Linked DNA regions of Homo sapiens: region 1 is linked to region 2. A link is a loop called in an ENCODE intact Hi-C map of the cell type or tissue named here. Cell type or tissue: ovary. All regions are shown on one strand. Each heading gives the region's core, and the rest is flanking DNA. Links, peaks and the distances in the headings are about the cores only. Region 1 overlaps MBP (myelin basic protein). Region 2 overlaps MBP (myelin basic protein).

What was found. A loop is a pair of places that touch in the nucleus more often than their neighbours do. Peaks named below come from ENCODE experiments on the same cell type or tissue, not always from the same donor. Only the 100,000 strongest peaks of a DNase experiment are listed, where the experiment ranks them.
Region 1: a loop joins it to region 2, with 2.1 times the contacts of the local background. A loop is called at or near these places in 7 of 110 quality-filtered maps.

What each region holds. Positions count from the first base shown.
Region 1 is chr18:77,005,311-77,022,492 of GRCh38, reverse strand. MBP (myelin basic protein) reads left to right here. Exons shown (of 9, transcript NM_001025101.2): 4 at 5,225-5,661. Among named protein-coding and RNA genes, the nearest start is that of MBP-AS1, 33 kb to the right of the region's middle. RefSeq lists enhancers at 15,226-16,124, 16,125-17,024. In ovary, for the core only: no CTCF peak of the experiment used is centred there; a DNase peak (open chromatin) is centred at 8,571; H3K27ac peaks cover 2,382 bases.
Region 2 is chr18:77,092,978-77,105,437 of GRCh38, reverse strand. It overlaps MBP (myelin basic protein), which reads left to right. Exons shown (of 9, transcript NM_001025101.2): 2 at 152-227. The coding sequence starts at 177. Among named protein-coding and RNA genes, the nearest start is that of MBP, 34 kb to the left of the region's middle. RefSeq lists a silencer at 3,198-3,317 and enhancers at 3,608-3,677, 3,768-3,897, 5,001-5,759, 5,562-5,781, 7,276-8,033 and 1 more. In ovary, for the core only: no CTCF peak of the experiment used is centred there; DNase peaks (open chromatin) are centred at 1,757, 3,587, 3,937, 5,637 and 2 weaker places; H3K27ac peaks cover 3,686 bases.

The DNA.
Region 1 (17,182 bases), core at 6,144-11,143, 88 kb after region 2:
AACACTACAGTGCAATGATGTACTTAATAATATGTTATAAAGCTTAGCGTTCTTACATAGTTGAATTTCACCAGTGGTCATGGAAGAACGGTGCCACCGAAGTCTCCCGCCCCACCTGGTCCTGCCTTTTCCGCACTTGTCCTGGAGCAGGTGACCTATTTTTCAGGCACAGGGCTCAGCCAGCACAGTCACACTGGCAGCCGTACGCAATCCCTTGGGTGCATGGACGAGACCACCGCGACCCTGGGTTCCAACTGCTGGCTTTACACTTTGCTGTTGGCAAACATCTGTAATGTATGTGAGAGCAGGTTAACCTGCCTTGGAACCAGGTCTTATGTGGACTGCATGATACGTCTCACTTACAGGGCAGTTTCTCAACCCAGATGATTTTGATTAAAAAAATCAGAAGCACTGGAATCCTTTTTCCAATGAGCGAGAGTTGTAAGTGTGCAAACATCCACGACTATCAGCAGCAGAAGGAAAGCAACCCCACCTCACTCCTCCCATGCCACCACCCCCAGAACTGGTGCCCTCCCCTCTTCGCATCCCCCAGATGAGACCTCAGTGCTGAAGGGGCCTGTGTCACCGTGCGTTCTCAGATTCAAAAAAGGCCACCCGCTGCAGTTGGCCAAAGACCCCGGGAAATACACTGAGAAATAAAGAAAGGAGCTGCATTGGAGTCCAAGTGCTCATGATGGCTTAAAAGTAGAGGCTGGGCACGGTGGCTCACACCTGTAATCCAAGCACTTTGCGGGGCCGAGGCAGGTGGATCACGAGGTCAGGAGTTCGAGACCAGCCTGGCCAACATAGTGAAACCCAGTCTCTACTAAAAATACAAAAAATTAGCTGGGCACAGTGGCAGGCGCCTGTAATCCCAGCTACTTGGGAGGCTGACGCAGGAGAATGGCGTGAACCCGGGAGGCGGAGGTTGCGGTGAGCTGAGATTGTGCCATCACACTCCAACCTGGGCGACAGAGTGAGACTCCATCTCAAAAAAAAAAAAAAAAAAAGGTGCATCTTCACAGGCATTGTTTTATCTACAGCATCGCCCAAGGTCAGCCACCTGGGAGGCTAGCAGGCTGTCATCTGGCTTAGTCAATAGTGCTATTAATGCAAGAGGAAATTGCATTTTTATTTAAAGTTTCTACAAGAATTGCTGAACCTGGGTTCCAATTCTGGTGGTGCTCTGCCTGTTTGCGTGTGTGTGTGTACACGTGGGTGTGTGTGCACCAGAGCGGGGGTCACCTAACCTTACCAAGTACAAACTTAACTCAGGTGGGAAATGTGTCAGTCCCACTCTCCCTGAGAGCTGCTGCCAAGAGACGTAGAATCTTCCACCCGAGAGGCTGCTCCTACGGCTTCATCTTCAGAGCTGCTGATACCAAGGCTGTACGGAGCGGAGGGTGGAGGACTCTTTCTCAGAAGACAACACTCTTCCAGACATTTAGTTTAACAACTTAACATCCCCCAAGTTATGTGTCTTCTCAGTCCACGTGAAGAAATGCCCTCAAAGTATTTTTAGTGTGAACCAAACCACATGAGAAACATCTTTTCCTCACCAACGTCTTTATGACTTTCCTGCCTCTTAGTAATTGTGCAGAAAAGAGTTCACACTGCAGCCTGGAGCCGTCCACTCTTAGGCAGGCCTGTGGTGAGCTAGGTCCCGGGGTGTGGTCTGGGAATGCGGGTTTCCAGAGTGCTCCCACCCACCATGCCCTAACCGGGAGGGTGGTTCGCTGTGCCGGAACAGCTGTGAGCACCACATGGTCTGTGCAGAACAGCGCCTTTCCTCTGAAGGCTGGAATCTTGGTGGCACCAAGCGAGGCAGCCTATGAGACCAGCCCCGAGTAAAGCCCTGGGAAGGGTCTCTAACGAGCCTCCCTAACAGACAGCATGTCACACATGGGGTCACAGCATGTGCTGGGAAATTCAGCCTCCCATGTGACTCTGAGGAGGGGTTCCTGGACTTCGCCATGCACCTCTCATTGCAATGAGTCATAGCAGTGACAGGACCATATCCTAAGTCCCGGGAGCTCTCCTAGCAAGTCAGGGAAACTGGAGGGGTCACGGGGACCCCAGGGCAGTTACTGAAAGAGGTCCTTTGTGGAAACCGACGTAGAAGAATATCTGTCCACTGCTCACTCTTGGTCGCTTGGCAGGCATGCATTCTCAACTGTTCGCTGGTTCCCTGTCTACACCTTCCCCAACCAGGCCACCTGCAGCCACTCTCCCCACTCCCCCACCCCAGGCCAGAGACCTTTCTTTCCTTAGTGTCCCAGCCAGACTCCCAGTCCCTGTCCCTCTCCCAATTGCTCAGGATGGAAGCCAAGGTGCCCCCGGCCTCTGGGTACCACCATCTCCATCATATCCCTCCACAGAGGCCGTCCACTAGAATCTTCCCTCCCCAGGCCCCGCTGCTCCCCAAACCAAGCCCTGTCTTCTCGCCACATAGCTGCCTGCTCTGCCCTTTCCACAGTCTGTTCACAGCCATCAAGGCTGTGATACCCCTGCTGTTGCTCACAGATGGTCAGTTCCCTGCACAGGCCCTCCTGCCTCCCAGGTTACTGCCTGGCCTGGGAGGTTCTCAGCCCGGCCATCCTCCTGGACCCAGAACCAGCATGGCCGCTCTCCTGCTGCTTCCGCCACCGGGAGCCGATTCCGCGCAGGCTTCCAGTGGGGGCTGCCTTCCCCTCTGCCAGAAGCACCCTCCCCAACTTCCCCAAGTCCTCGCAGGGCCCAGACTCTCATCTTGTCCTGTCATTTCCGCAAGGACCTTCCTGCTGACCCAAGCCCTCTCTGCTTTCCTGTTCTCTTGCCTGATGTGAAGTTGCACATTGCATGAGTTGGGGCTGCCAAGACAAATTACCATATGCTGGGGGCTTCAAACTACAGGAATTCTTCTGTGACCATTGTGAAGGCCAGAAAGCTCAAGTTGAGATGTCTGCAGAGCCCTGCTTCCCCCGAAGGCTCTACAGGAGAATTTGCTCCATGTCTCTTACTCCTGGTGGTGCCAGAAGTGCTTGGTGTTCTGAGGTTTGTAGATGCCCCCCTCCAGGCTCCTCCTCCATCTTCACACCTCTCCCCTGTGCATCTGTGGCTGTGTCCAAACTGCTCTCTTCTTACAAGGACACCAGTGATTGGAGTAGGGCCCACCCTACTGCAGAATGACCTCATCTTCACTTGATTCCACCTGCAAAGATCTATTTCCAAATAAGGTCACACTCACAGGTACAGAAGTTAGGACATGGACATATCATTTGGAGGGATACTATTCAATCCATAACATACATTTTCACCTGCTTTCCCCACTAGAATGTAGGTTTCACGAGGACAAGGACCTCGTGAATTACAATCACTGTAACTCAGATATTTAGAATGGTACATTACACCTATTTGGTACTCATAAATAATGGATGGATGGATGGATGGATGGATGGATGGATGGATGGATGGATGGATGAACAGGTAGGTAAATAGATGGATACATGAGTGGATGGATGGATGGATGGATGGATGGATGGATGGATGAATGGATAGATGGATGGATGAACAGGTAGGTAAATGGATGAATACATGAGTGGATGGATGGATGGATGGATGGATGGATGGATGGATGGATGGATGGATAGATGGATGAGTGGATGGATGGATGGGTGGATATATGGATGGATGGATGGATAGATGGATAAATGGGTAAATGGACTGATATGTGGATGGATGGATGGATGGATGGATGGATGGATGAGTGGATAGATGGAGGGGTGGATGGATGGATGAATGGATGTATGAGTGGATGGGGGATGGATGGAATGGATGGATAGATGGATAAATGGGTAAATGGACTGATATGTGGATGGATGGATGGATGGATGGATGGATGAGTGGATAGATGGAGGGGTGGGTGGATGGATGAATGGATGGATGAGTGGATGGGGGATGGATAGATGGATGGGTAGGTGGGTGTGTGTATGGATGGATGGATAGATGGATGGATGGGTAAATGGACTGATATGTGGATGGATGGATGACGAATGGATGAATTGATGGATGCATGCATGCATGAGTGGATAGATGGTGGGTGGGTGGATGGATGAGTGGATGGGGGATGGATGGATGGATGGGTAGGTGGGTATGTGTATGGATGGATGGATAGATGGATGGATGAGTAAATGGACTGATATGTGGATGGATGGATGCATGAGTGGATGGATGGATGAGTGGATAGATGGAGGGGTGGGTGGATGGGTGAACGGATGGATGAGTGGATGGGGGATGGATGGATGCATGGATGGATGGATGGGTAGGTGGGTGTGTGTATGGATGGATGGATAGATGGATGGATGGGTAAATGGACTGTTATGTGGATGGATGGATGAATGGATAGAGAGATAGATGGATGACTGGTATTACAGGAATATGTGAGTGAATCCTGTTTTCTGTAGATAAGTAATAGAGTTTGGAGAGGAAACTAACTAAATGATATTTATTTAAACCTAACACTCTAACTTGAAAGCAAAATGGATTCATTGCCCTTCGTGACAGAAATGTGGTATTTTTTGGAGAAAGCTATGAGATGCTGGTATACAACATGAAATATCTCAATCCCACTTCAGATTTCTAATTGTTTCTGCTTCCAGAGGAGAAGCCAAGTCAAAATGTCCTGAATAAGCAGTTCTCTATTGTGAGAGGCCTCTTGTGGAATCTGGGATTGAAACAATTCTAAATGCCCCACTTCTTTCATGCATGAATTGCAAAAAGATGTGGCAAGTTTTGTTTCTACCAAGAAAACTAAAAACACCTTTTGTCAAATAAATGCTCCTTGCATATTTAACTTATGCACCAGTGGCCTTTTAAACAGTCAATGTCCCATCAAGGTGCCTGCACATCTGGGCTCTCCGGGAGCAGCCATGGCAGCACCCGGGAAGAAACGCTGATGTGGCTGCTCTGCATGCTCAGATGACTTCATCGGGAAGCCTGGGTGCATTTTACGCTGGGTGCCAAATCTCGAGTAACTGAGGAATTCCCAGAGCCTTCTGAAACACAGAGCTGCAATAAGGCTGCTCCATCCAGGTTAGCTCCATCCTAGGCCAAGGGCTTTATGAGGACTGCACATATTCTGTGGGTTTTATAGGAGACAGCTAGGTCAAGACCCCTCAGAGAAAGCTGCTTTGTCCGGTGCTCAGCTTTGCACAGGCCCGTATTCATATCTCATTGTTGTTTGCAGGAGAGGCAGATGCGAACCAGAACAATGGGACCTCCTCTCAGGACACAGCGGTGACTGACTCCAAGCGCACAGCGGACCCGAAGAATGCCTGGCAGGATGCCCACCCAGCTGACCCAGGGAGCCGCCCCCACTTGATCCGCCTCTTTTCCCGAGATGCCCCGGGGAGGGAGGACAACACCTTCAAAGACAGGCCCTCTGAGTCCGACGAGCTCCAGACCATCCAAGAAGACAGTGCAGCCACCTCCGAGAGCCTGGATGTGATGGCGTCACAGAAGAGACCCTCCCAGAGGCACGGATCCAAGTACCTGGCCACAGCAAGTACCATGGACCATGCCAGGCATGGCTTCCTCCCAAGGCACAGAGACACGGGCATCCTTGACTCCATCGGGCGCTTCTTTGGCGGTGACAGGGGTGCGCCCAAGCGGGGCTCTGGCAAGGTGAGCTCTGAGGAGTAGAGGAGTTTTAGTTTAAATGGAAAAAGCAAAGGAGAAATCAGTAGGTGAACTCAGCCATTAGAGGAAGAACTGGCACGTAGCCTCTTGCTGTCTAAGGTCTCGTTCCGTGCTGGAGAATGCATATGAGCCCAAGAGTGTGGGCCTGAGTGGCTGCTTAGGACGTTTTCGTTTAACTCACCCCCTCTTTTCCTCACAAGGGATGGTGGCCGGGGTGTGGCTCAGGAATGTAAGGACATGCTGAATTCTGGATCTCTAAGGGTGCCTGGACATGGGCGTTGCAGAAAGAGAGCCACATTCTCAGGGTCTCTGGTGGTGTGTGCTTGCGGACTTGATGACTGATGTTGCCTCTGCAGCCCACACGCTGGGGTTCAACACTGGGTTATGCTCGTTTTTTCCTGGAGTCAGTGCTGCTAGCTTCATGTTGCTCTGCGACAATCATAGGATTGAGGTCGAGGAAGACTTTTGAACAAACTCCTCAATTTAAATCCGCCTTGAGCAAACGTTCTCTGTGGTCTGAGAAGTGGAAGGGGGGAGGGATAAATGAGTGTCTATGAATCAAAGCTTTATTATCTTGTGATTCCATTAATTTGCATACAGAGTCTTAGAAGTTTCTTTATTCAAAAGCAAATGTGGATAAAAATGTATTACAAAAAAAAAAAACTCTGCTATGGGGTCCAGAGTCTAGGAGTGGTTTCTGCAGTTGATTGTCAGTGGAGAACCTGTGGCTGCTGGTTCATCAAAGCGCTGGTCCCTGAGTGCCATTCAGATTGCAGATGCAGTATTTTACGTGATGTTTAGAGTGTTTGGTGGTTGTGTAATTTTGGAGAGAAAGAAGTTTTTCCCAAAAAAGTCCCTAGTTTATTGGGTGTTCTCACACAACCTGTAAGATGAAGCTGTTTTTCTGCCTGTGTGCAGGGCTGATTCTGGAATTCCAGAAGGCCTTGTGGGAGCGTAAAAGGCTTTTGAATAAAGTGTGGAACAGAGCGCCTCATTCTGATAACATGCAATCATAAAAACCATAGGGCAACTTGGAGTTAAGGAGTTTCTAGAATTTGCTTTAGTCTCCAACTGCAATTCTTTATTGATCATGAAATTGTTGAAGAGAAACACAAATGTCAGTTTTACCTTTCCTGTGGGCGTGAAAGCACATCGAAGTTTCAGGCAACTGTTAACATCTCTACCATCTGTCTGAGTTGAGATTTCAGGTTGTGACACTTGCCGTGACTTATTTGTAAATGACATTTTGTGTGTCTTAGATACTAATGGAATTCATATTCTGGCTAGTTCTTTCAGTGCATTTGTAGACATGTTCTTTTCCTTTGTAGCAGTCCTCCCTCACCCTGAAATGTTGGTGTTCTAACCGATTTCTAATGCTAATTTCAACTGGAAGCACTTTTTCAAGCCCAGCTATCAAACCACACCAGACATGTATGGATTCGGGTTGCCCAATAAAGCGTTGCTATTATGTAAGCATCCCTCACGCATACAGCATCACCAGTTTTGAAAGCTTGAACTATTCTGCTTACTTCAAGGTACAGAAAAAAAAAATGTACTTAAACTGTGCAGAAAAGATGAAATCACTGGATAATATGTATTATAAAATAAGCTTCATGTGAGTGACACTGGTTTAAGTTGAAATAAAATGGTGAAAGCATTGATATCAATCATTGTGACTTTATCTCAAAACAATATTGACACACATAGATGTTTTTCTTCCTTTATGGTAAGATTACAGCCTTTATTGTCTTAAATCTCTTATACTCTTCAATATTTTCAAAGAAAACATTCTAGTCTCAGAAATAGTCCATCTCTTTGCAAAACAGGGCTGGCCAATTATCAAGGACCCATAAAAATCAAAACACTTTCAAAAATTTTAAAAATAAAAATAATTTTCACATGATTGCTTTAGGAATTTTGAAGTATCCATTCTTTTCACTATGGAGTGTTGAATATAGAAGATTTTTTAATGAACAGGCTTGCCCTTTGATGCCAAAGGCAAAAAATAATAATAATAACATTTGCACGTGTGATCACAGAGCAGCTGTGAGGCATCCCGGGGGAGCGCACGCAGTGGGGATGTGATTGCTCCACTCAACTATTTTATCACAAAGTGTTGTAAACATGGGAGATGAAAGCTTAACTCTCTCTACACCCAGCTACAGACCCGCAATGGCCCTAAAAATCTGGGGTATTCATTGGGTGGGCTGCCATGGAGGAATTTTTGGTTTTGTTTTTATTTTTATTTGTTGTTCTGTTTACAAATCAGGAGAGCCCCTGTTTTTATATGCTAGGAAGGTCCTTGGGATAGGCCGAAGAGGTGTGCAAACGAGCAGTGGAAGGCCCGGGCCCTGTCTCTCAGGACCACGGCGGCCTGCCCCACACACAGTTCTGCTTCTCCCTATCTAGAACGAGGTTTTCCTGGCAGATTCCTGCCAGACTCTGAGTGGAGCCCCCCCATGACCCTATAAAAGGGGCTGTTTGTCCTCCTCCCACCCTCCTGTGCTCTTCCTCCCTCCCCTTGAGGGCACATGGCCGCTGGTACCACATGTTGGAGCGGCCGCCCCCGAGCCCGGGAATGCCCTAACAACACCCATGCTTGTGTTGCTGGGAGCTGACATTCAAGAAAAGTGCATTAAAAATTCCTTGAGAAGGCATATTCTTTTGAGAGCCGTAAATGAAAAGTGCATTCACGGAGAACATGCTCCTTTGTTGTGAGAGGAAAGAAAGGACTGTTGTTGCCTTTAAGGAACAGGTTTCCCAGTTCCCCGGAATGTCAGGGTCACATGAGGAATGGGTGAGCACTTAGGGCCAAGATTGTCGTGTGCTTGGCCCGGCAGCTTCTCTCTAAGTGACCTCTCCAGCATCACTCTGTGCCAGTGCTCATATCTGAGGCCACTTGAGTGTCACGAGGCAGAGCCTGGAAACATTAGCTTTGGAAACCGTTCCTTCCTTTTTATGTGGAGGAAGTAAGGTTTCACAAGACACCTAAGCTGGACATGGTGATGTGCCACTTGGATAGTTCCCAAAGCAGAAAGCAGCCAGGACATCCCAGTACCCCACTTCTCCGTGCCGTGTACTTTTAGGGAGGTTTTCGAAAGCTAGCTTCTTACCGATGATTTTGTCTATTTTTCTGTTTTATGTGAAAACCTTCATTTATAACCTGCTCTTCTCAGTGTTCTTCTATTCAGCATTCAGTATGACTTCTATGCCTCTAATTGCGACTGTATGGAGAAGAACTGTTTGTCATTCAGTGCCGTGGGATATAATCAGTCCTGTAAATTCATCAGAATGTTCTGTTGCCTGATTTTTTTTCCATTGCATTTTAATTTCATTAAACATATTTTAGTTCTACAGTAACCTAATTCCTCATTGTTACCATGAGATCCTAATTCTGTAGCTGTGTTCTGTAATCCCATGGGGCGTGTACCATTTGGAGACACATGAAGGATACAGTAGACAGCACGGAAGGCAGCAGCAACACACAGGGGTGTCCTCCCTCCCCAGAGCCCAGTGTGCACACAGAACCAAATTCAATCTCATTCATCGTGAGCTTGCATGGTAACTGATCCAGCCACTCAGTACCTCCATTGGATAAGAGATTTGGCCACAGATTCTTCTAGAGAAAATCCAAATGTGGAGGGTGCATTTGTTTCTGCACCCAAACAAATACCTTTTGAGATTTCTTATAGGCATTCCTCTCAAAGTCTCATTACTCTGATCAGTTATTGATCGGAGGCTACCCTGGCTCAGTCACCAGCTGCTCACTGTGTCCTTCTGTGGTCTCAGGAGCTGCAGTTGTTGCTGTTGTATGAATAGACGATAGTTAATTAGACTGGATGTGTCTGTACTGGCAGTGATTTTGCAACTTCCTCTGTATAAGCGATACATTTGTAAATCATGGGAATGTATTTGATGGTAATTGCCTGTGGTGGTTGTATCATGATTTAATTTTATTATGAGCTTTTGGCTTTATATATTTTTCTGCCTTTTTATGCATTCATTAAACAGTTTAACAGACCAAGGACAGTGTACTAATTGCATGCGAACTTCTTTAATTTGTCGTTTTTGGTTTGGTTGCCCCCACCACGTCAGTGTGCTGTGTTGCCGGCATTTTTGTGGCCTGGTGACACAGCTGGCAGGTAAGTGTGAGCACCCGAGCTCCTGCCCTTCTGTGTGGGAAGGTCACAGTTGCTCACTCATCTGCTTTTACTACACAGAGACATTTTACTGTCTTCTCTCACCTGACCTGTGCTTCTGTGTGGGAAGGTCACAGTTGCTCACTCATCTGCTTTTACTACACAGAGACATTTTACTGTCTTCTCTCCCCTGACAGTTCGGTGTTCTGGTCTTTCTATGGTGACTATTCTGATTCTGCCTGAAGTTTCTTGTGTTTCTCTCAAAGCATCATCCCGCAAATGTTAGGGAGGGTGGACGCTGAGCAGATCCCACTGGCAGGTGCTGTCATGGACACAGCCCGCCCCACCAGCATCTCCTGAATGAACGTGCACATGGGTGCCAGTGCCCACAGGGCCCCCCGGGAGCTCACACACAACGGGGGTCATGGGAACCTCGAGACACTGAAATGAGGGGATGGTGCTGGCTCTCTGAAAGATGATAATGAGTGTATGAGATGAAGCTGAAACTTGGGGTCTTTGAGAAATTAGAAACAAGAGTAAAGATAAGTGATTGGCTTGGATGCGGTCCTGCCTTTCATGTCCCATCAGACCCTCGTCTTAACTCATCTCCTCCCTTTAAACTCATTTGCATTTTAAAGCATTCATTTCTCTCATCGTTGATTTTCCTTTGATAAAAAGTCTGGACATTTGATAACAGGCAATTCTGATCGGTGAATTAGGAGCTTGGCTTGACATCTGAGGGAATAGATCATCCTTAGAAAAAAACACACAATAGCACTCGTGAAAATCACTTAGATATTGATACAAATTTAAGAAGTGTGGACATTTCCTATCAAACCCTGATTCAATGTTTTTAAAAGTTTTTTCCTTTATGGCTATCAGCACACTCTTAATGCTCTGAAATCATCCTACTTCATAAAAACGTAGTAAAAAAGAAGAAACAGCTAAAGAACACTGAACTCTCTTGAGGGAGCCCCATACAAGCGGGCTTAGCACACACAATTTCTCCTAAGAGGCTATTCTTGCCTTTCGTCTTCTCTGGCCCTTGCATTTGTCCTCCCTCTTCCTGGCTCTGGGAGTGGCAGGCAGCCGGGGTTACAGGTTGCATTTCCTGAAAACCATCAGTGGGATGTCTTATGGCTACCCCAGCCACCTGCCTTCCCCATGAGTAGACAGGGAGTCAGTAGAGGGGCTTCACGCCAGCCCACCAGAGCCACGAGAACATGCCTCACAGTGATGATCTTCTTTGTGAAGAAGAGCCATTGTAGGAGATGGAGGGAAAATTAATGGAAAGTTCTTCGCTTGTTGGCCCTGTACATAGCGTACACTTGCTCACGCTCATGGACACCAGCTGATGGGAGTCACTGCTTATGAGGACAGCCAAGTCTCATCAGCACAGCAACTCCCGCAGGCTTATCCACGGAGACCTCCTCTAAAGTGAATACTCAATTTACTTACCTTTAATATCATGAATTAAAGTCACCAGAAATTCCTGCTAACCTAGAAATAGCCTCTCTCATGCAGGGAGAATCCATCAGGAGACGTACAGCTAAGCACACACTCACCACAGATTTGCCTCTGAAAACCCCGGTGTGTTCACTTTCCATAATACTTCTAGAATGCTCCCACATTCTTCAGTGTCGGAACTACTCTATTCTCATGCATACTCAGCTGCTAACCTGGTTAAAAGAATCCATTTCATCTGCAGCCAATACATCTCCTGAAACCTATTACGCTGATTTCATCTCTTGACCACTATAAGTCTCCTCTTTCTCTTCTCTCTCTGTCTTCATTTTGCTGTAGCTGATAGTCAAGAAATAGACATTTCTTGCAGGGCACTTACCTTGGTCCTATAATAATAGTCTTTCAACTGCAGCCCTCAAAGTTCATTGATATAGCAGATACTCTCGTGTAACTGACAAAGATAATACATTAAGTTAGGAGCTAATGCTACTTAGGAAGATTTGTAGCCGCAGAGCTCAGGTGAATGCGTAGCTCCTGCTCCTGCTGAGGAAGATTAACTTCCTGCTTATGTTAAATTCCTAACCTTCACCAGTACCAAGGAATAATGTCAGCAAGAAAATCAACTTTAAGTAATTGGCTAAAGTGATTTTGAACACTATTGCTCCTAAAAATTATTTCCTCATGCTCTGCAGAAAATCGGAAAAGGTCCGTCCTCGGTTCACTGAACCTTCACAGAGCAGAAAAAGTTTCAACCTGTAAATCCAATGCAGAAGATAACACACTTGCTATAAAAGAAAAAATACAACTCTGCAAGTAAAGTGGAATGTAAAATTTATCCATTCCATGGTAGACGTCAAAAAACCCTTTTAGTGCACTTTGCTCCAGACTGGGAAAGGCCTTCTGCACTGGATCCTAGAAATCTTTCACAGCTGGTGCCTGCTGCCATATTAAGAACTCTTGGTCCCATTGTTTGATACAGGGCCTCAGAATAGACTTTGGAGGAGAGAATTCTTCCCTAAACTTTCCTTTTGCTCTCGATTTCCTGAGTCCTTCAGGGCGCATGCCTGCCCTCTGACCTCCCATCACCTCTTGCTCTTCCTTCCATCATCCATCATCTGCACATGCCTTCTTCTCTCCCTGTCGTCCTTCATCCTCCACCCCCCGCTCACTCCTCCTCACTCTGGGCTCTTGCCAAGCCAGCTCTAGAGGAGATTTGCTGGAGGACTTTGGGGCATTGCCGGCGGCGCCCACCCGGACTCACGCAGCCCACTCTGTGTCCCCCGGCAGGTACCCTGGCTAAAGCCGGGCCGGAGCCCTCTGCCCTCTCATGCCCGCAGCCAGCCTGGGCTGTGCAACATGTACAAGGTAAGACGCCGGCGGGTCCTCACCCATCGGGGCCAGGGGTGACCTGCCGTTTCCTGAGCTCTCAGCCACTGTCCCTCGGGGCAGGTAGTGTCACTGCCAGGGGCCCACCCCCAGCCTCCGGGGCATCTGTGAGGCCGTGAAAGCAGGGAGGCAGGCCTCCCCCAGGGAAAAGCAGCTGCAGGAAGAGACAAATGCCCAAGAGGGGCATGGAGGACCTGCCTTTGAATCCTTGGAGGGAATCCTCTGCAAAGGGTATGGCTGTCAGCTCAGGATGATGGGCAGCCTTGGTGAGAGTCTGCCTCACTTTGCCGAGGCCTGAAGTGCGTGGAGGGGCCCGGGAGTGGCTCTGGTATTGAGGGCTGGCCTGGTCTATGGCCACGTGCATACCCGAGTTTGCTTTGAAAACTAGTGCCTAGCAGACATTTAGTACTCACTAAACATGGGTTGAATTGAGCTCTAAACGATGAGTGTCCTTGGGACGTCTGGTCTCTCTGGGCTCTGTCCTCACCTGAGCTCAGCTGGGCTCTGCATAGGAAGTGGGCTATCGCTGTGGCCTGTCCTCTTCTCCTTGTGTGGCTGCCACGGCTTCTCAAAGCACATAGGTGCCAGGAGCACTCACAAAGAAGAGGACAGCCAGGAGGAGAAGGGGAAGGGGACAAGCCCAGAGCTGGCACTGCCGTCACCGTGAGCAGGGCTGCCGTTTGCACACTAGGAGCGGTCACCACAAACCTGCATCCACCAGGCCCCCCTCCAGACCCAGGCCACCACCGTCTGCACCGTGGCACCTGGCTTTTTAAGCATGGGAATGTGCAAAAGATTGGAAACAGCTGCTCAAGTACCTAAATAGCGAGAACATTTCACAGCTATGCTCAATGGCGCACCAAGTTTGAGGGAGAGCTGGGGTACCCCTCTTCAGAGGCCGGCAAGGGGGGACCATTTACACTCAGCAAGGAGCACAGGAGCACGGGGGACAGGACGCCTGCGGATGCCAAAACTTGGAGGCCCTGAAGGGGAAGCGTCCGCCAGGTGTGGCTGCATGTCAGACATCATGCTAGTGCCTGGCTGTCCAGGGCTGCACCGCCGCGGGCCAGGAGTAGGTTTATGAGGAATGAGGATGTGCCTGCTGGCCCCGGGATGGCCAGTCCAGGCAGTGGCTGAAAGTGCAGCAGAGGAAGCCAGGGCTTGGGGGCAGAAGGGCCCTGGGGGAGCCGGGGCCAGACAAGGGCCAGGTGAGAGCCCCAAGGTGGTCGTGGGACTTGGAGTGACTGGCGGCTGCGGCTGGGGAGAAGGATTTCTTCCTGAAGCCACAGGGGTGGAGGCAACCATGCACCCTGAGGGGGTCTCAGTGGTTTGGAAGCCCATCCTGAGAGTCTGTGTTTAACTTGAATCGTGTCCTGGTTGTGAAGCCGCACTTGGTTTTCGAGGGCTCTCTTGGTGATGGAAAACACCACCACTACCCGCAGGTAGTTTCTGAGGGTCCCCCGTCCTTCTGGGAGGCCTCTTCTCTGGGGTGCACTGGGGCTGTGGCCACCTGGGCTTCACTGAGACCAAGATGGGGCTGCATGCACCAGCCCCTGCCTGGGAGGCACCGACCCTGCCGGCCCCGCCCTGGAGAGCAGTGCTGGCGAGAAGGAGGATTTTCACTGTGTGTGCAGGAATATCTGATGTGTGGGAGGGGTGAGCTAAGGGTGGCACAGCACCCAGTGTGTGACGCGCTGGCAGGTAGCGGCTTGGCCCCTACCCCGTTCCCTGCTCCACGAGAGGCACGCTGTCCTCAGTGGACCCTGGCCACAGAGAGATGGAGCCTCTGCCAGAAACCCCGTGTAGCCAAGCAGAGTGGAGAGGATGAGAGTCCCAGGCTTTGGTATCCAGATCATAGTAAGAAACTCAACAGAATGCTTCATTCCTCTTCTAAAAAAAATTATTTAGCAGGGAAAAGCAGCCCTTCTGTTCTCCACAGTTTCATCCTAGACAGGTTTTGCATATACCTTTAAAATCCTGGCCAAAGATAAGTAAATCCTCTACACAACGCTTTGTCCACGTGGCTGCCTGAGGCTCACACTCCAGGACACACGCGGAAAGGTGGTTAAAAGTCTGCAGGCTTCCAGGACTCAGCTCCTTGTGCTCAGCACTTGTGCACTTGTGGACACCCCATTCTGGTCCAGATAGGAAAAGCAGTAGGGGTGTGTGTGCGTGTGTGTTTGTGTGGGGGTGTGTGTGGTATTTACATGTCTATGGAATGAAGGGAAAATGAAGATAAGCGTAAGTTGAAACTAAAGCCTGGGCAGGCTGTGTGGGCTCCCAGCGTTGCTCTTAATGGACAGAGAACCCTCCCAGGGATGCGTGCTAGAGGCCTCAACTTCTCCCTCCAGCCCCCTGAGCAGGGGCCGGCGATGCCTGGCTCACAGAGGCCATCTCTGCAGGAGGTGCACACAGAGGGTGCAGGCGGGCTGGTCTGAGAGCCCCCAGGGGTGCCCCTGCCCGAAGACGGTGGCAATCCCACGCCATTTGCATATTGAGTGGAAGAATAAGCGAGGAGCTTCCCTCTCTCGTCCCTGAGAAGGAGCTTTTGAGTTAGAATGCCTTCCTCCGGTACTTTGGGATGCTTTATTATTGCAAGAAAGTGGCTGTGAGGGCACCAGCCACGGAAGAAGGAATTGCAAGGCCGGAGGCACTAAATGGTTTTAAAATACAGAGGGATTTTAAAATGCAGGGATTCCATGACAAAGGACCCTTGAAGTCAGCTCCCAACGGAGACAGAAGCAGCTGGGTGGAAGGCTCAGGCTGAGCAGTGCCAGGAACCAGCAGAGTCGGAACCAAGAACTCCCTGCCCTGCGGCTGAGAAACGCGAGCTGAACAGAGGGCCTCCGCCTGGGTCCACCTCACCCTGTGTCCTCTCCCTCCCTGTCTCTCTGTCTGTCTACTTCCCCCTCTCTCCCTCCCTCTTCGTGTCTCTCTCTTCCTCTTCCCTCTCTCTCTCTGTGCAAACACACCAGGAGGGTAAGGGAGACACCCCAGCTATGAAATAGGCAACAAGGCAAAGAACAGCCTGGCTCCCGTGCTGCGGTGCCCCCTCCAGCACGGGACCCTGCTCCGAGCTCCCTGACTCCCAGAGACACCGGTGCTCTCGGGGCTGACAGGGCTCTTTTCTTTGAGGACTGGAAGGCAGGCAGCGGGAGCACAGTAGGGGAATATTGCGACATGCGAGAACCCAAAAGCAAGCTGGGGAAGCAAGGATTCTGAGGGGAGAGGAGCAACACGCACGATGGGGAATGGCTGCGTGGGAAGTGGACCCACTGTTCTCTGCAGTTCCTCTGTCTGCTCAGCCCCTGCCTGCCCGCCTGCCTGTCCATCCCGTGCTGCAGGTCCCTGGAACCCGGTGCTGGGCCTGCACTGGAGGCTGGAGTGAGGGCGCCAGTGGTGCAGCTGGAAAGGTGGCCCCGGGCAGGGCGGCTCCTCTCGGCCCCGCCAACGGTGCCAGCTCCTCCAAGCTCCAGGCTCGGCCTGGGGCCCAGGACACTGACCTGAGCAGGAAGGGGCTGCTCTGGGCTTCCAGCAGCCACTGTCTCCGAGTCCTCGGACGTCCTTTCTGCCTCTTTCTCACAGACCCTTGTGCTCCTGGCCTGACTTGGAGGACACTGTCCACCCCTCAGCCTTGGCGCCCATGGAGGCTTCTGGAAAGACCTGCCCTGCCTCTGAATCCACCATCACCCAGCACACTGGCGTTTAGGAAGCAAAGCATTTTGTGCCATGGGAAAGCACAGGAGGAAGAACCAAAAATGCTTGGCTCAGGTCTCATGGCACTGCGTCATAGCCGTGGACCTGGGGCAGGTGTCTGTCTTCTCTGAGCTTCCTTCCCTCTCCTGTGAAACAGCAATGGTGGCAAAAGCGTCACCTGTCCTGCAGATGCTTTGGAACGTTGTGCTGATCAAGCAAGAAAAGCAATGCAAAGGCCCCACAGGAGCCTCGTCCTCTGAAAACATTGGTGTCATCATAACCCTGCCCCAGTGCCACTCCACACTCGTGCTATTCTGGAAGAGGCCTGGCCACCCTCAGAGCTGCTGGGGAGGGCAGTGCTGGCTCTAAAAGCCCTGCTGGCCCTGGCCCCTCTGCCCCTCAAGGCTGTAGCTTTGGGTCCTCTGTGTTTCTGTGCTGGGGCCTTAGTTTCCGAAACTGTAAAATGAAAATCCGAGCGGTGAACCTCATATCAATCCCTGCTCCCACCATTCTCAGAAGGAAATGGTAATCAAGCCTCAAAAGCCCCATGGTTGGGGCAGCTGGACTAGAACTTCACTCTCTGGCCATCAGCTCCGAGTCATCTGCGTTTGGGAAACAGACGTCTCTGAGCCTCCCCCGTGGGAGAGGAGTCCCTCTTGCCATGAGGAAGAGGAATTTTTTCCGTGGGTCTCTCGGGACAAGGAACAGAGACCCTGCTTCCCGGAGCTGTGGTCATGAAGGGTGTGCTCCTGCATGGAGACGCCATGGCAACATGGTACCTGGGGGCGGGCTGCCATCAAGGTGCCAACCAGAGAGGCCAT
Region 2 (12,460 bases), core at 1,091-6,090:
GGACGTGTCTCTTCTGTTTTCAGGGCCTTGGTTTCGTCTTCTCAAAAATGGGCATTACATATATCACAGGATTGTCTTTCTGATGGAAAAACAACATCGAAAACTCTAAGAGCACTAGACTTAGGGCTGACACTTTCTCTTTCTCTTTTAGCCTCTGAAGAGCCAATCCATTCAGGATGGGAAACCACGCAGGCAAACGAGAATTAAATGCCGAGAAGGCCAGTACGGTAAGACGTGAGCTGATCCGAAACATGTGCATGTTGTTTTCTTATTAAACACAAATCCCCTTGGTGTGTCAGAGGCTACGGGCATGGGCTCTTGCTGCTACACTCTTCCCTGACAGCTGGGTGGAAGCCTGGTCCTTGTTAATTATTATTAATAATTAATTATGATTTATTACGATTGATTATTAATTATTAATTTATTCAGGAAGATTGCATGGCAGTAGGTACATCCTGACCTTGCAAAGGAATAAAGGAATGAAGGAAGGGAAGGAGTTAGGAAGAAGAAAGAAAGGGAGGAAAAAAGAGACACGGAGAAGAAGAAAGAGAAAGAGGGAAACCAGGAGGAGAGGAAGACGAAGCAGCCCTTCCTCTTGGTCCACATTCTGTGATTGGTCCTAGAAGTATCAGGAGGCTCTCAGAGAGGAAAGAGATTGTAAATTCCTTTGTTCTGATGCAAAAATACTTTTGATTTTTTTTAACATTTTTATTTTTTAGAAAAAGGTATTTCCAAACTGCATTCTCTCTAACTAGCTGCTGGTTTGATAGAGCATGAAAATTTACACCAATTCATAAACAGTGAAACACATCAGACTTTCTTTTAGCTCAAAAACCTAATTCCATCTACGAAGGTCCCACTCCTTTCTTCTCACCCACCATGGAGTTTGCTCTGACTTTGCACTCTGGTCTGGTTCTGGAAGAACTCACACTGAATCCCAGAGGTCTGGCGAAAGGACAGGAAATACTTGAGCTGTTTCCTTGGCCCTCTCCTAGATCGATAACCTCCTTTCTCCTGCGTGCGGCTACTTGGCTCCTCACCAGTTCTCCTTCCTTTGGGGTCATGCTCTGGCCTGCCTGCATATTGGAATCTCCCAGAGACTTCAGACCTGCCAGGGTCTTTGCCCTCCTTAGATCCCAATGCAGACGTGGGCATTTTTCAAAGCTCTCCGGGCTCTACAGCCAAGGTTCCACGTTCCTCCTGCTCCCATGTGTCTTGTACTTTGGCTGCCAGGATTTTCCTCTATTGACTGGATCATCACCCTTCTGCCCCTAGAACTTCCAGGAAGTCCTTAGCGCAGACTAAAGTCCAAGGTCCTCAGCCTCTGGCTCCAGCCCTTCTTCAGTCTCACTGTCACTGGACTTTCCAGTGGCGGCTCCTCTACAGCCCATTCGTAACCCTTGTCAGGGAACATTTGGAAAATACAGTTAAACGGGAAACTGCAAATTAAAAGTCATTCGAATCCTTCCGGCTAGTAAGAATTCATCTTCTTTGTATTTCTAGCACGGCATTTGCCATTGTCCGCCTTATTTGAAGGCATCAGCTTCCTCTGTCTGATCTGGATTCTCTACGTTGCCTTCGGTTCCCCTGTAGTGCCCTGAATCGGGGTTCTGGACCCTTTTCCCACTGAGACGCTCAGGACAGATGATCCAATGATGTTGACAAGGACCACAAATGCCCAGGGGTCCTAGCTGTCTGTCTCTCTGCCTACCCCTGTCTCTACACTAGAGAATTGTTTCAGACTGTGAGGAGTAAGCCTGCCAGTGTGCACAGAACAGTGGACCCACCCTAATTTGTATGGGGGCGGCCCTTGCTCTTGGTCCATGCTGTGTGATTGTTCCCAGAAGTATCAGGAGGTTCTCGGAGAGGGAAGAGATTATGAAATTCCTTTGCTCTGATGCAAAAATACTTTTGATTTTTCAACATTTTTTATTTTTTAAACATACATGTTTTCCCCTCAAGGGAAATTATTCCATTTCGTTGGTACTTTAATTCAACATAAAATTATGTGTCTCCAACTCGAGGCAGATGGTGGTGCACTAGAATGTCCGGCTGCTGAAGATGGGCCGGGGTGAGGGTCAGGGGAACCCCCGACTTACACCCAGATGCTTTAGAAATGTCCGCGGAATTGAACGGAATTGAATTTCAGTCTCCAGACCTCTTCGCTGAGGTCTGTAGTGCGTTTTTATTTAATAGTAATAATAAACTTGGAAGAAATGGGGCCTTCTCTGATTTGTACTTAATTTCTATGTCAGCCACATGAGTAATTTTCCATGATTTGCTTTCAAATCATCCATGGAAGGCGAGTAGGTGACTATATACTGTTCCTGTGTATATTTTATCTTGATTAAAGTGATAAACAGTATTTAGTTTCTTACCTAAGGATTTAGAAAGACTAATTTTATAAATATGTAAATGGTTCTAGTCAATGTTGAATGGGAGGGTGACTCATTATTTTGTTCAGCCCATACTTAAACTGTATTACTGATAATGTCAGCATTATAATTAGCAATAACAACCATAAATGTATTAAGTTACTAATTTATTAAGAACATGGCTTGGATACAGTATCTGCACCAGGAGGATTAAGTTTCACCTAAAGTGAAAGTGGAAAAAACAGCTCTGCTCAGAGGCCTCTAGGCTGTTAACACTGTTGGTATTTTAAGTCTTAGAATGACTGATTTGCAACTCCAGTTTCAAGAAACCTCTCTGTGGTGTACAGTTTCTTTCCTGTTGTTTGACGCTGTAAAACACCCACATATGTTTTTAATTTGTTTAATGCTATCAGAGTAAGATTTTGAGCCATAGCAAAGCCCATGCTGAGGCTTTTGTTTTCTGAAATCTCATGTTTAAAGTTCTGATCATTTAAAAACCTCAAAACTTGGAAATGTTAAAACTATGGTTCCTGTAGGTAGTTTTAAGAAGTAAGAGCTTTTTTTTCTTTCCTTTAAACTTGATGGGAAATATTTTGTGCCCTTCCAAGTACATGTACATGTTCTGTGATGCTGCATAGCTTAGTAGAGCATTAAACTTGAATCACAAAAGAAAACGTGACATGAGCTCCAGCCGTGTCACCTACCACTCTGCACATTTCTGTGTGTGATTCTGGGAGGCATTTTTCCCCCTTATGAGAGAGTCAAGGAAAGTTTCTGTCAGTTTCAGGTGCTGGTTACTGATCTGTCAGCAGGGAGGGCAGCTGCGGTGGGGGCTGCCCGGTCTACCCCACACACTGCCTCTGCCCCACTGCCCGGCCCAGGCTGCTGAGGGCCCCCTCCTTCCCACCCTGCTGCCACCTTCTCCACCTCTCCCCACCCACACTAGATGATTCTTTCCTCTGCTGTCATAGAGCCTGCGGCTGAGTGCTCTGATACAGATCCTGGTGATTTGTTTATCATCCGACTTCTTCCCCTCCTATATCAAGGAGGGAACTTTCCTCTCTCTGATGCCTCCGTCTCTAAGCCTGGAGCATCCCCAGCACATAACTGGCTTACAGATGTTCGAAAGAGTAAATGAATCATACCTATTTCCTAACTTCTTTTTCACATAAAAGCTCAGTTTCCTGAGCAGGCTTTAGGTGCCGTTGGCTGCTGGGGAGGTGGTGGGGAGGCCTCGTCTGTTGCCTGCAGGAGCTTCCAGTCTCCTTTGCAAGTTTTGCCCTCAGTGACTCAGGGCTTTGAAATTTGCTTCTCTCTCATCCCGAATAAGCCACGGCAGGATGTAAGAGGAAGAGAAACTAACTAAAGGGTTAACTGTGGAATGTCTCTGATTGGTGAAAAAAAGACACTTTTCTGGAGTTGCAGTGTTAGTCCACTCATATGGGGTGCAGGTCCCTGGTAACAAGTGGTTGAGCCACCTTCCTGGGCCAGTTGAGGGTCAGAACAGGAGACATCAGATTCAGGCAGAAGCACTCCGCCCATCAGAGGAGTGGGCAGCCTGCCCTCCTGACTCATGATTCACTCATGCGGATGGAGTGTAACTTCCTCCAGGCAGGCGCAGGTTCAGGGCACAGCGCTCCTTCTCAGAAACGAAGAAACTCCTGTTCTGCCTTTGACTCCCTGTGTTTTTTAAGTTGCAGGGAAATTTGGTTTCCAAATGGTCCTGCCTCACTAATTTACCAGCTTTCTATCACTCTGCCCATTTTGTATTTGGTTCTCCATCTTACTACAGAACTTGGCAGAACCCAAGAAGGAAAGGGTGCCAGCTGCCCTGGAGAACCCAGGGACGTGCCTCAATGCCAGGAGAGGGGCAGGGGGCAAGACCCACCCACAGAGGGATGCCCTGTCTTAGGCAGTCTTTGCCTGCCTGGCAGTCCTTGGTCCTTAGGACGTAAGACACTTGGCTTCACTGGCTACTGGAGGAATTCATTCCTTTTTGGCAGTGTGAATCAAAGGGGCTGGGCAGTTACCTTTGGGAGGGTCAGCAAGCGCTCAGAACGTGCCCATGTGCCAGGCTGCTTGTGGCTTTTGTCCCTCAGCTTTCTCTGAATGCTGTGGATCTGCTGAGCTGTGGGCTTACTCTTTGGGGTTTTCTGGTGATAGCTAAGCCTCCTGGGGATGATTCACTACATGTTCAAAACACCAAACGAGGCCAGGTGCGGTGGCCCACACCTGGAATCCCAGCACTGCGGGAGGCTGAAGCAGGCAGATTGCTTGAGCCTAGGAGTTCGAGACCAGCCTGGACAACAAAGTGAGACCTTATCTCTACAAAAAAATCAAAAAATTAGCTGGGCATGGTGCTGTGCACCTACAGTCCCAGCTACTCGGAAAGCTGAGGTGGAAAGATCACCTGAGCCTGGAGAGGTCGAGGCTACGGTGAGCCATGATCACACCACTGCACTCCAGCCTGGGCAACAGAGTAAGACCCTGTCTCAAAAAAAAGAAAAAACCACAAAACACACACACACACACACACACACACACACACACACACCCCAAATTCTATCTAGGCCAGCGCTAACACTGTATTAGTGCCTCCTGTGAGCCAGGGACTTTGCAGACATTGTCTACATTGTATGTTGTATGAGTTCTTGGGGCTGCCATAACAAAATAGCAGACTAGGTGGCTTAAAAGACCGACATTTCTTCTGTCACAGTCCAGAAGACTGGAAATCTGACAGCAAGGTGCCAAGGGTTGGTCTCCTCTGCAGCCTCTCCTTGGCTTGTAGAAAGCATCTTCTCTCTGTGTCCTCCAGTGGTCGTCTCTCTGTGTGTGTCTGTGTCCTAATCTCTGCTTAGAAGGACAGCATCACGTTGGCTCAGGGCCACCCTACTCCAGTGGGACCTCATCTTAATGTCATGGCCTCTTTAAAGGCACCATTTCCAAATGCAGTCACGTTGTGAGGCAGTGAGGTTTAGGACATCCACGTATAGATTCAGGAGGATCACAGTTAAGCTTATCACATGTGTTACTTGATAAACCCCAGCAGCGGCTGCACAATTAGAGTAGAGAAGGAAAGTCCTGGGATTGGCATTTGCCGCCATGTCTGACACCTCCTGGGGAACGGACTCCACACCAGCAGCCACACGCAGTCTCTGCCCTGTCCTCAGGAGACAGCAGACCTGGTTTCCCTTCTGCAGACCCTGGTTGGGCCCTTCCTGTGCAAGGTTCCTTCTTCCTGCCTCCTGCCACAGGCCCCAGCTGGCGGCTCCCCCCAGGGCAGGTGTGCATCTGCAGAGCGCTCATCTCCCACGTGCTGAGTCATGGCTTTGCGCAGCCCTCCCCATACTTAGGACCCTCAAAGGATCATCTTCATTCTCCCAGGCACTGAGTCGCAGAGCTGGGCCGGGCCTGCCCGAGGCCAGGTAGCCAATGGTGGGGAAGCCAGAGAGCAAAGCCAGGCCTGGAGCCCCAGGTGGCACAGCCGGGCAGAAACGATCCTTGCGTGGGAGCGTCAGTCTTCTCGTGGCCACAGGAAATGAGGAAAGAGACAGGGGAAATCATTTTAATGTCATGTCTTTTCTTTAACCTAAGAAACCTCAAATGTCATGTAAGCATAGAATCCATATAAAAATTGTTCATGAAATGGTTAACAATTCTTCTCCCATGAAGTCCTCACACTCTAGGATATATTTTATCTCATGGTGCAGTGTGGCCTGGCTACGTCTCAGGTGCTAGGTGGCCACACGTGGCTGGGACCGTAGGTCTGGGCAGCACAGCTCCAACCCTGGCCGTGCCCACGCCCCCTGCCATCTATAGCCAGGCAGAACACACTGAGACCCCCCGTATAGTGTACGTCATGCAGTTCACCATCCCCTTTGTGCATGGTACCCATTGCTCGTTAAATAAGCACTTTCTAAAGAAGTCAGAAAAAATTGTAAATTACCAATATTTTTCCCTGAGAGATGCTTACAGGTCCAATGTTTCACACACTCCCCCTCCCCTTGTATGAAGTGAGTTGGGGTCGATAAAGATGAGGAGGAGGGAAGGAGGATGACGGGGAGGATGGAGAGGAGGGGAGAGAAGAGGAGAAGAGGGAGGGGGAAGGAGGAGTGAGAAGGAGGAGGGAGGGGGAAGGAAGAGGGGAGGGGGTAGTGGGTCAGGCTAATAAATGCAGTTGTAAGGATTGCCGTGGATAAAAATGCAGCGCGGAGGAGGAACAAGGAACGGCCCGTTTAAATCTGCCCAGACTCAGAGGCCGTTTAGGGCCGGTGAGAGTGATGTTTGCCGAAGGGCATCCAGCCCCACGTCCCACTCTGCCCTGCCTTGGCGGTGCCTCAAAGCCCTCCCAAGCCCTTACGGTAAAGGCTCAGACCTGGGACCTTAGCACAGCTTCTGAACCAAGAGCTGTGGCTGAGCCCTGCAGGTGTCATGACATTTATCAAGCTGTCTTGCCACGAATTTTCTCTGACAACACACAGCCTGTTTTTAATTCATGAGTGGATCGATCGTGCTCTTTCCAAATGCAGGTGAAAATTAGCTGTTTAGGACTGAAAGGAATGTTTTAAATGCTTGTTCATTCCTGCATTCATCCATCCCCACACACACATATTAAAAATACTTTTTATTATGTGCCCACTCTGCATAGGACAGTGATAAACTTTGTACATGAAAATTCCGGCTTCACCACCAGCTAGTTGGGTGATCTTGGGCAAGTTACTTTCTCTCTCTGTGCTTACTTAAGATGGTAACATGATACGATGATAACATTATGTAAAGTGAGTGAGTCCACATGTGTGGTGCACCCCCTTGTACATAGCAAGTGCTGTGTGTTGTTTGGTGTTACTAATTTTCTTCTTATTGCTATTATTGTAAAAAAAAAAAAAAAAAAAAAGGAAGTCCTTGTGTCTGTCCTCAGAATACCTCACAGTCTAATCAGGAGACCAACAAAATTACAAAAGCACACTCAGAGCAGTGATGGGTATGAAGAGCTCAGGACAGAAGCAGGACTCCCTGGGGCTGTAGAGCCCACAGGCCAGCAAGAGAAGCTACGGGGAGGGCTCACATAGAGGGAGAGACAGGGGTGTCCTTCCCCACTTCCCAGGGTTGAGACAAGCATAAGCAAATATTTAAATACTGTATTTTTTTAAAAAAAAGATTTGATTTGGGGCACCTGCTGCAAACCTCTCCCACTCAGTATCGCCAAGGCTGTAGGGTCCAGGTGTCCCCCTAATACCGGCTCCACCCAGTCCAGCTTTATCCCACAAAGAGCTCTGCCTTCCAAAACACCTGGCTCTGCAGACCCATCCAAATGTAACTCGCAGAGCGATTGCTGGGAGACAGCCACCCTCTGTGATGAATCCATGTCTCTGTGAGTGGCTGGCAGCTCCTAACACATCCCACTGAGATCTCAGTTTCTGAGAGGATGCCCGCTGGGTGAGGCTGCAATTTATTAACACAGGTTGGAATTGTCTCAGGCTGTGTAGAAGATGTCTGGCTCTGCAGATGGCCCTGGCTGAGACTCTGTCTCCCGAGGGTAGCTGTTTTCCTCTTGAATCCTGGAAGCTCAAAGCTCCCTTCTCCCCTAGGACATCGCCCAGAGCAGCAACATCCTGCGGAAAAGAGTGTCAGTGGCATCTTTTGTTATGCAGAGGAGATGGAATCCTCCCAGGTGACTGATAGCTGAGAGGGAGGGAAACTATCAGGAGAGCCAAGAAGAGAGATGGGTTCCAGGAGGAGAAAGTTGTCCACAACAGGAAGAGCTGCCACAGGGCTCCCCTCTGCCTGGCTCCTGCAGACCCCATCTTCACAGGTAGAGAGCTGGGGTCCCAATATCTGTGAGCCATGACCTTTGGGAATTTACCTGAACGATTATCCAAAGGATCAGGGGAGTCCTTGCCCCGAGTTGGCCCACAGTGGGGGGCTCACTTGTGTTGCCCTGTTGGTGGGGGGGTGTCCGTGGAAGGTTCCAGAACAGGCCTGGTCTCTGGGGACCCTGTACCCTTCCCCAGTGCTCCCTGCTCCCCCACTTCCCACCAACCCAAAGGAGGGGTTTGTAGTGCCCTTGAGTTATTTGTCACCATTTGAATTCTTTCACTTTGGTGTTTTGAACACTGTCTCAGTTCACAGGCGAATGAACTGGAAGATGAGAGGTCTGAAAACCTTATTATTTCTTTTTCTCATATGAAACTCACAAGACTTGCTAATTAGAAACAGTAAACCAGGAACCTTGAAAAATAAAAACACAACTTGTAGTTTATCTTCACACTTACATTTGCCCAAAATGGGTGAAATCAAGTGGTGAGCTCCAAAACATTCCAAAACCTAACAAGCAATAAGTCTGGAAACCTGCTTTTCAGCTGTGGGTGGGCTGAGAAAAGCTAGACACTGGGCTTTCCCTGGTCGTCATATCAGGCTCAAAAAGGTTCTACAAAGATGCCTAGCAATATTTCTGGATTTTTCTATTTAATCAGCTTAAGAAAAAAGATACCACACTTAAAAATAAGATCTGAGAGCCTGTAAAATCATATGTAAATTTTACAGTGGAGAGTAACTTATTGGTCTGTTTGGTGTTCCAAATTAAACTGATTTTTTTTTATTTAAGCTGCACATCAAATCTAACTGCAGACAGGAGGAATGAGGCATACGCTCTGCACCTCTCCAGGGGCAATCACACCCCCTGCAGAATCTGCTCCATATTTAATTATCATTAAAACCCAACTCTTTCTTGATGACACTCTCCAGATACTATTAAAATGACATTCTGAGAAATGAGACATTTAGTTTGCAAATATACACAAAGGCATTGAAGCAATTCAGCTCTTTCCATCAACATGTAAATAGAATCTTTCACTTTGATGGGAAAAATGCTTTTCCTTTAAAACTACTGACAGCCCAGCTGTGAAATGTCACTGACTTTTTCCAACTAGGAGTTATTTTCTCACGGCCATTCCTTTATGGAATCATAAATCCTGCAACATTTTATCCTACGTGCAAGAGATTGTCAGGGTATTTAACATCTTTAGTGAGTTCTGTTCTTGTCATATCATCCTCAGGAATGAAAAATAATTATATTTTAAGCCATCACTGGCTCACAGCTGCTTTATGCAATCATCTCTCTCTGCAGTAAAATTAAGTCCAGTGAGCGTAAACTTTGTTTTTGCTGACGGAGGTGTCCTCAGGCCCAAATGGTGCGTGCACATGGCGGGTGCTGACGTTGAGGAACTGTTTGTTAAAAGAATGAATCCTAACTGCCTGGGGTGTCTACGGAACATCTCCAGACATTCCCCTGCCCAGAGGCAGGTCCAGAAGCCACAAGACTGGGTGACATCTGAGCACATAAATGTGAAGGGGGCAGGAAAAGCCATCCATCCTCCCTGGAGAACAGCAGAGGTGCAACTGAAGCCCAGACCCATCAAACCTCCAAATCCAATGCGCTGTTTGTCCCTCCCTTACACTTCCTCTTGCAATTATGTGTTGAAACCGACCCCTGTCACCATAACCATTTCACAGAAAGGAAAGCCAGATCACTCAGAAAGTCACTTCCTTCCGGTCACCCAAACCCACACCTGGATTGCTGTGACACGGCTGTCATGCCATTGAGCGCCAAATTCCCTGGGAAATTCTTCCTTTCTGATCTGACTGCAGTGTGCTGGCAATTGACAGATCTGTACGTGTAAAATTTCTACTTTATAGGTAAGTCACATAAGCAGATTTTTTGAGAACTCATGTAATTCTTAAATTGGCCATTTAATATATGTTTAAAGGCTTAGGGAACTGAAAAGTAGGGGCTAAAGACACTCACTGATCTCACCTGACACTTGGACACATGCAGGCACTGAGAAATGCCTGGAAAATTCTTAGATTGTGTGGGTGCCGACAGGCTTTTTACTGTACCTTATCTTCAGCAGAGTTTAGAACTCTTTCACACACACCTCCCACATGACAAACCTCTAGAAAACTCTTGAACTCAATAGCAGAATATTAGACGATCTCTTAGTAGGCAGAAGTGCATTAAAATGGCCACACAACGTGGTCACAGCTCGCATTTGTTGGTAACTTACTATCAAGACACTCCCCTGCAGCACCTCCAGTGGGATGTTCTGCCATAATGGAGATGTTCTATATTTGTGCTGCCTGGTGACACGTTAGCCTCTAGACACATGTGGCCCACAGCACACGAAACGAGACCCTTATAACTGAACAACTGTGTTTTTAATGTCATATTTTTAAGCGATTTAGATGGAAGTGGCCACAGTTGCGAGTGGCTCCCCCCTGGGACAACAGAGCTCTCCTGTGTGCTGGCTGTGGCGACCCTTATTCTCCCATTGCCCTACTAGACAGGTATTAGCTCTGTTTGTCATGAGAAAAATTGGGGTGTTTCCCAAAATCATACAAAAGTTAATTTTGAGTTCAGAGGTAAACTTCTCTGAAAAATACAGTCACATTTATGAATGCCCCAAATAGAAAAAGACAATGCTGGCGTGCTGTAAACCATAGCACAAATGTACAAGTAAGCTCTCCTGTGCTCACCTCAACGTGGGAGAGTCCTACAGTCGTCATTTAACGTGGCACCCGCAGTAAAGTGTCCCCGTTAAGGTGTGCCTCCTGCAGAGTCCGGGAACCGGCACTTATGAGCAACGGAACCTTGTGTGGACTGCCTCTGGATGTGATGCACCCCCCAAAGCCCACCCTGCTGACTTGTGTGGTGCTTCCATAAAACTTCAGTGAGCTCCTAAAGAGAGGAATAAAATAATATAGAAAAGGCATCCTTTTAAAGAGAAACTTTAGGCTGGGCTCAGTGGCTCACGCCTGTAATCCCAGCACTTTGGGAGGCCAAGGCAGGCAGATCACGAGGTCAGGAGTTCAAGACCAGCCTGGCCAACATGGTGAAAACCCATCTCTATTAAAAATACAAAATTAGCCAGGTGTAGTGGTGAACACCTGTAATCCCAGCTACTCCGGAGGCTGAGGCAGGAGAATCACTTGAACCCAGGAGGTGGAGGTTGCAGTGAGCCGAGATTGCACCACTGCACTCCAGCCTGGGCGACAGAGCGAGACTCCGTGTCAAAAAAAAAAAAAGAAGAAAAAAAGACCCTTTAAAAACCCGTGAATAGTCAATAACCTGGTTACAGTAAGAAAAACCCCAAATGGAGCCATGTCTGACTTGAGAATGAGCGTAAGGCATGGTACTGGTGTGGTTTTATGAAACTGTGTTTGCATTTGGGAGCCAGCAGCCTCCCCTAAGGCGTGAGCGTGCTTTCAGGCTGCTGGGCGGGGTGTCCAGCAGTTGCAGCGCCCGCCCGTGGGAATTTCTTGTGAATGTTGTGTTTGACATGCAGAATTTCTTAGTGATATCAGAGAACAATCTTACGAGGTTCACCCTTGATAGCAGCCTCTCAAACGTTTTGAGTCAGTAATGTTTTGCTTCTGGAGGAGATTCACGAAGGAAGTCTCTCGTCCATGCTTGGTGGAAAGCACACCTGAAGGTCATTCTGGTTTTGGAGGCAGGGAAGTGGGCATTTGGCTTCATCTGATAAACGGTGACCTTTGTTAAAATCCCTTTGTTAAGTTGGAATGCAATGATTAAAGATATAAGGCGTAATTAGCAAACAAGGGCAGCCTCTCCACAACCTTTATTAAAAATAATGGGGTGATCGTGAAGTGGTGCCTCAGGGCAATGTAAACCCACAGGGCCTCCACACACCTGCACTTTGTGCACACGCCCCACCTGCGGCTCTCTCCTCATGCCGCCTTCCCTCTGCTGCAGCTCCCAGACCCAGCTCCGGTCAACCCCCTCGAGGTGGCCCCTGGGACCGCCGTATGAGCCTCTCTCCAACCGGATCCCTGATGCTCCCGGAGAGCCGGCCCAGCCTCGACCCCGGGTCTGGCTGAGGGCGACAGGGCTCCAGGCACACAATCCAGCTTCTGCTCAGACAACCCAGGGGCGGGCACTGTTCTTTTGCCCACAGCATGGGCATTCTCGGCCTGGGAGTTAGCTTACCAGCATCATTTTTGTCAGAAACTATGGCCCAGTTTGCAAGCAGCCAACTTTAAACAGACTTTGAGAGCACAACATTGAATGC